2 separate regions of the Homo sapiens genome follow, and region 1 is linked to region 2. Evidence: chromatin contacts called from ENCODE Hi-C or POLR2A ChIA-PET data. All regions are on one chromosome and are shown on one strand. The core of a region is the stretch at or near the end of the contact, and the rest is flanking DNA. Distances in the headings are between cores, read along the strand shown. Region 1 holds the start of TSFM (Ts translation elongation factor, mitochondrial). Region 2 holds the start of B4GALNT1 (beta-1,4-N-acetyl-galactosaminyltransferase 1).

Region 1 (2,944 bases), core at 85-2,584, 150 kb before region 2:
GTTTGTAGCCTAGGAGCAGCTGGCAATTCCATATAGCCCAGGTTGTAGTACAATATACCATCTAGGTTTGTGTAGGTACTCTATGATGTGCATAAGCCAAAATCTCCTAACGACGCCATTTCTCAGAATGTATCTTCCTATTAAGAGACGCATGACCGTACAGGCAAAAACTACACAACTCTGAAAGATTAAGATGTCTAAAGTCAGCCGGGCGCGGTGGCTCACTCCTGTAATCCCACCACTCTGGGAAGCCGAGGCGGGCGGATCACCTGAGGCCAGGAGTTCGAGACCAGCCTGGCCGACACGGCGAAACCCCATCTCTACTAAAAATACAAAAAAAAATAAAAAATAAAAAATAAAATAGCCGGGTGTCGTGGCGCACGCCTGTAATCCCAACTACTCAGGAGGCTGAGGCAGGAGAATCGCTTGAACCCGGGAGGCGGAGGTTGCAGTGAGCCAACATCGTGCCATTGCACGCCGGCCTGGGCCACAGAGCAAGACTCCGTCTGAAAAAAAAAAAAAAAGTCTAAAGTCAGACAGTGTGGGGGCCCCACAATTTGACTCCTGAACAATCTGACTCCAAAGCTCACACAAACCCTTTCAGCTCCAGGCAACAAGAAACACCGTAACAGTCTGGTTTGTTAATCCTGGGATACTCAACTGCTTTCAAATAAGACAAAGTCAAGGCCAAGGTTGTCATTTAAGCCAGATTTCCACTTAGGACTGTGCCATTATGGTCACTGAAGAGCAGTCTAACTTTATGCTCCCCAGCGTGACCGCCCCAAGAGTCTGAGGTCGAGCTCTAGTACTCCGCCCTGCACCCCTCCACACACACACCTGTTTGAGGTCCCCGCCACAAGTCTCCAGAGCTTTCTTGCAATTTACAAAGGAGTAGCCTGTTTTCCGCCGCAGCTTCATGAGGAGCTCCTTGCTGGAGGCCGAGGCAGACAGACGGGGCCCAGCATAAAATGTGTGCCTTGGCTGGGGCGACTGACGCAGAAGAGACCCAGCCTAGATGAGATAAGAAAGGGATGAGGAGCAGGAAGCAGCAAACTCCAGAGGGTGAAGGGTACACGGGCAGGGAAGCGACCTTAGGGAGCGGACAGTGTGCAAAGGGGGGTGCACCGGGGCTGGACTGGGCAGAGGCAATGCTGTCGGGGAAGGTGAGATGGAGTCAAACGAGGTTGGGAGGAAGGGAAAGGTACAGGCGCACAGGAGAGCTGCAGGGACAGCAGGTCGGTACCAGCACCAGGACTTCTCACCGGGTAGCTCCCGGTCCGCGCGACCAGAAACACGCGCAGCGACCGCAGCAGCGACATCTCTCTAGCCGCGATAAACACCCTCCGGCGGGCGCACTGGTGAGGCAACAAACCTACGGCGCGGCGGAAGGGCCAGAATTCTCCAGCGGAACGCACCAAACGAGTATGGTGCCACCTGCTGGCCGGAGGAACACAGTCCTCGCCTCTACTTGATTTCTTGAGACGACACATTTCATACGGGAATTACCCCCCACCTCCCACCCCAGGTAAAATAACAGAAACCAAGAAATAAAGTCGTCACAAAACAACAACACAAGAAATGTGGGTAACATTTTATGTTTATTTTCAATGCGCATTTATATTCATTATCCATTTATGACTCACAACAAACTTGTGTGGTTGGTGAATGGGTTCGAGAATTTGTCCAAGGTCACCTAGGAAGGCAGGGGTGGAATCCATTAAACAAAGCGAGTAAATATTTATTGAATGAGCACAATATCTGTTGAACACCTGTTGTGTGCCAGGAACTGTGTTAGGCTTCAGGGGTTTAGACAGGAGTAAACCACAGCCCTACCCTCCAAGGTAATTTAATGGTGAGAAAATGAGAATCACAAATGTCCATGCAAGACAAATTAAGGTCCCATAAGATGAACCTTATGGGTCTCAGGGAGAAAGAAATCACATTCAAGCAAGAGGCTCAGGAAAGAGGCAAAGAATAATGAAGATTTTGACAGGTGGCAATAGCCTTTCAGGCAGAGGATTATCATAAAGAGTGTGAAAGAAGTCAGAAAACTTTAGTGTGGTTTTAGAGAACAAAGAGTACATCTTTTGTAATTTGGCCAGAGGTCCAATACACGTAGCAAAGGAGTAGGAAATGCAATAGGAAGGTAATTTTGGATCACATGGACACAGACTAAGTACCAAGCAGAGGAGCTTGTTCTTGCTTCTACAGGAAGTGAAAGCTAATCAGAGCTAATTTTGGAAGATCACAAGAGTTTGCGGAATGGACTGAAGGAGAAAGCATGGAAGCAGGGAGTCCAGAGAAGGTGACTATGTGCCTAAGCAGTAAGTAAAGAGAGCCCCAACCAGAAGTACCAATGTGGGAAGAGAAAAGAGGTTAAGGCAAAACACATTAGGAACTGTGTTAGGCTTCAGGGGATTAGAGATTAGGAAGGAAGGACTGATGAAGCTAAAGAAAAATCAAAGATGAAAAGAACTTAGTACTAGGTACAGTATTCTTCTGCACACAATGATGTTCCGTGATCAAGGCTCTAACTCTGGAAAGCATGAAGAAATACAGTCCAAAGGACAGCTCTGCAGCCTTAGCTTCAGAGCTAGGAGGACTTGACCCAGTTAGAGCCATGGTTCCACTAGACTCTATCTCTAAAAAGCAGGAAATGGGTGGTTTGAGGCTTCTTCCTTCTCAGCTCCTGAGTAAAAGTTGGGTTCTTGCACAATAGATTTTTAAGGCTTAATTCTTTCTTAAAAAAAAAAAAAAATCCTAGGCTAGCACAGTGGGCCATGCCTGCAATCCCAGCACTTTGGGAGGCAAGGCGGGTGGATCACTTGAGCCCAGGAGTTTGAGACCACCCTGGGCAACATGGCGAAACCCTGTCTCTACTGAAAATACAAAAATTAGCCGGGTGTGGTGGCGCATGCCTCTAGTCCCAGCTACTTGGGGAGCT
Region 2 (3,267 bases), core at 521-3,020:
CTTGCAACGAATAAGCCAACTATGGGGAGATACTTTAAGCTACGTACATAAGCTGCTTCTGTCAAACTTTCCCCCTAGAATTAGCATTCATTGATAATTCTTGCCCAAACCAACTTTTACTCTGATGGTTGCAAAATAGTTATTTTCATGGGGGGAGGGGGGAGGAATAGCTTTAGGAGATATACCTAATGCTAAATGACGAGTTAATGGGTGCAGCACACCAGCATGGCACATGTATTCATATGTAACTAACCTGCACATTGTGCCCATGTACCCTAAAACTTAAAGTATAATAATAATAAAATAAAATTTTAAAAAATAGTTATTTTCCAACTCCATCAGCTCCCTCCACATTTATTAATTGGCATTCTCCCTTCTCCTTCATTCATTTAATTAATTAATTAATTAATTATCTATGTATTATCAGTGTGGAGTCATGGATTCCTATGTTTTCAATGGTTCATAATTCATTCCTGGTCATCTCCGCTGGGGGCACCAACCAGATAAAGTATACCTGTCTTATATGTTACAAATATTTTTTCACAGTTTGTCATTTCTCTCTCAAATTTAGTGTATGTTAATTTCTTCACTCAAGTTTTTCATATAGTCAGATTTATTAATATTTCCCTTTACATCTGGCTTAGAGATCTCTTCCCTACTCCAAGATCATAAACAAAACAAAAATTCCATGATTTCTTCTTTTGAGACAGAGTCTCGCTCTGTCACCCAGGCTACAGTGCCATGGCACCATCTCAGCTCACTGCAGCTTCAACTTCCCGAGCTCAAGCAATCTTCCCACTTCAGCCTCCTAAGTAGTTGGACTACAGGTGTGAGCCATCTTGCTGGGCTAATTTTTAAATTTTTTGTAGAGACGGGGGGGGGGGGGGGTCTCACCATGTTGCCCAGGCTGGTCTCGAACTCCTGGTCTCCTATCGCAGCCTCCCAAAGTGCTGAGATTACAAGCATGAGCCACTGCGCCGGGTTTCATGATTTCTTTCACTACTTTTATGATTTCACCTTTAATATTAAAATATTTAATACATTTGGAATTTTGGTGTAAGAAGTGTAGAGATTCCACTTTCACCCCAGCTGATTAGTCATTTGTTTGTATAAAATTCATTCATTCAATAATCCACCACACACACACACACACACATATTTTCGTTATGTTCTATATTTCTTGTTATATCTTTTTTTCCTATTGAATCTTGATGCATCTTTTATTAGAACCACGGAGCCACAGAACTCCGATTCTCGGCAATGTGAGGTATCAGGCTATGACCTAAGGCTTGCAAGCAGAACTACCGCCAATCTGGCCTCTCTGGGGTTCCCTTCCTCCTGCAAGGTTGCACCAAGCGGCAGTTCGGGGAAATAGGGCCTTCAATTACCCAGTGTGTATCTCTTGAGTGTCTGTTAAATAATGGGGGGCAGGGCGGGGAGGAGGGGGAGAGGGAGGCTGTGCCTCAGTCTTTGTTAGCCAGGCAGAGCGTTTATTTTCCAGGGGTTGTTTCCTTTATCTTCATCCTAACATTCAAACTTGACTTGAGTTTTAGCGCGCCCCCGCCCTACCTCCTCCCAAAGCCCTTATTTGCCCATCCTTGCCTACAAGCTCAGAACGAGCAGGCAATGGAATGGATGTCGTGGGAGCAGGCGGTTGAGATGCCAGTGTTTGGAGGCTAAGGACTGGGGGCTGTGAGCGAGGACCTTCCCGCGTTTGCTCCGCGCCCCCGCAGTTTCCTCCGCGCCCACTAGAAGGCGCCGGGGCGCTCGCATTCCCCGCGCGGAGCCGAAGCAGCCGCAACGAGCCGGGAGCTGAGCCGCGCTGCGCTGCGGTGCGAAGAGCCGGGCGGCGGCCAGAGCCCTCCCCGCGCTGCCAGTGGGACGCGGAGCCAGGGATCCCCGGCTTTGCCCCGGGGCTGGGGTGCAACAGACTCTTAACTTGGTCCTCGCGCCCCGCCAACCGCCCCCGGGCAGGAAACGCCCAGAACCACCACCGCGCCGCGCTCCACAAAAGCCCCGGGAGTTCCAAGACGGGAGGGATCGGGCGCGCTCCAGAGGCAGGAGGGTCCCCCACACCCTCAGGCTCATGCCCAGCTCCCCCATCGGGCAGCCCCCAGCCCCATGAGGACCCTCAGGCCGGGGCGAGAGCCCGGCACAGCCCGGACCGAAATTTTGCCGCTGCCTTAGAGCGTTAGACAGGTCAGTGCCCGGGGGTGGGTGGGGGTGGGATTGGTTGGTGAGGGGAGGAGGAGGAGGCGGGAGGAGGCGGGAGGAGGCGCGCTTCCCGGTCCACTCTGTCCCCCGCGCCGCTTGCCGAGGCCACTCATCGGGTCACCTCCGCCGGGGGCGCCCGCCAGCACGGGCATGATTCTGCATTTTTTCCTGACAGGCTAGGTGTGGAGCCGCCCTCCGCAGCCCACCCCGGCCCAGGTGATGCTCAGACTGAGGAGTCGGGGGCGCGCCGGCCAGGGCGGGCGGCGGGCTTGGGGACTGCCACTGCCCTGATAGAGCGGGGCTTTTCCGCTTACGCACGGCCGCGTCGAAACCGCGGCATCCAAATGTCTTCAGCATTAAGATGCCAGGCCTCGGGTGTGTGAGGAAACCGAGATGCAGGAGAGGGCGAGAAGAAAGGAGGCCGGGAGACCCTGGGGCCTGGGAAGTGAGGGGAGGGGTACCGGGAAAACCGCGGCTGGCAGTGCAAACCCTAGCGCGATGTGTGGAGTGGAGAGCGCTCTTGGGAGCCGGCAGGAGCCTCTGAGGACGCGGGGGCCAAGGGCCCCATCCCTTGCCCTCCCTTCTTCCCTCCCTTTCTCACTCCCCACCCTACCCCCACCTAGGATGTGGCTGGGCCGCCGGGCCCTGTGCGCTCTGGTCCTTCTGCTCGCCTGCGCCTCGCTGGGGCTCCTGTACGCGAGCACCCGGGACGCGCCCGGCCTCCGGCTACCTCTTGCGCCGTGGGCGCCCCCGCAAAGCCCCCGCAGGCCCGAGCTGCCAGATCTTGCTCCTGAGCCCCGCTACGCACACATCCCGGTCAGGATCAAGGAGCAAGTAGTGGGGTGAGTGCCGACCGCGGCGGCGCAGCGCAGCGCTCGCTGGGGGTGGTCTGGGGGCTTTTGTTTTCTCCACTGCTGGGCTCAGATGCCTGCATTCTCCTAACGGGCTGTGTGGAGTGAAGTGGGAGGTGGAAGTGGGAGGCTGCTGAGGCTTGGGCTGGGGAAAATCTGTTCTCCCTGAACCTTGCCATGGGGATAAGGATGGGGATGGGCG

What was found. A loop is a pair of places that touch in the nucleus more often than their neighbours do. ChIA-PET counts read pairs that join two places held with the same protein, here RNA polymerase II (POLR2A). Pooled maps may share reads with other maps.
Region 1: a pooled map shows a loop between it and region 2 (2.1-fold over the local background). The contact joins the promoter of TSFM here to the promoter of B4GALNT1 in region 2. A Hi-C loop is called at or near these places in 2 of 50 pooled maps. POLR2A ChIA-PET finds 5 or more read pairs at or near these places in 3 of 52 experiments (A673, K562 and naive thymus-derived CD4-positive, alpha-beta T cell).

The regions. Positions count from the first base shown.
Region 1 is chr12:57,781,177-57,784,120 of GRCh38, reverse strand. TSFM (Ts translation elongation factor, mitochondrial) reads right to left here and starts at 1,334. Exons shown (of 6, transcript NM_005726.6): 1 at 1,263-1,334; 2 at 838-1,011. The coding sequence starts at 1,319. EEF1AKMT3 (EEF1A lysine methyltransferase 3) reads right to left here. Exons shown (of 3, transcript NM_015433.3): 3 at 1,580-2,944. RefSeq lists enhancers at 1,281-1,350, 704-1,573.
Region 2 is chr12:57,631,704-57,634,970 of GRCh38, reverse strand. It overlaps B4GALNT1 (beta-1,4-N-acetyl-galactosaminyltransferase 1), which reads left to right and starts at 1,770. Exons shown (of 11, transcript NM_001478.5): 1 at 1,770-2,199; 2 at 2,838-3,056. The coding sequence starts at 2,839. RefSeq lists a silencer at 1,737-2,036 and an enhancer at 1,579-2,540.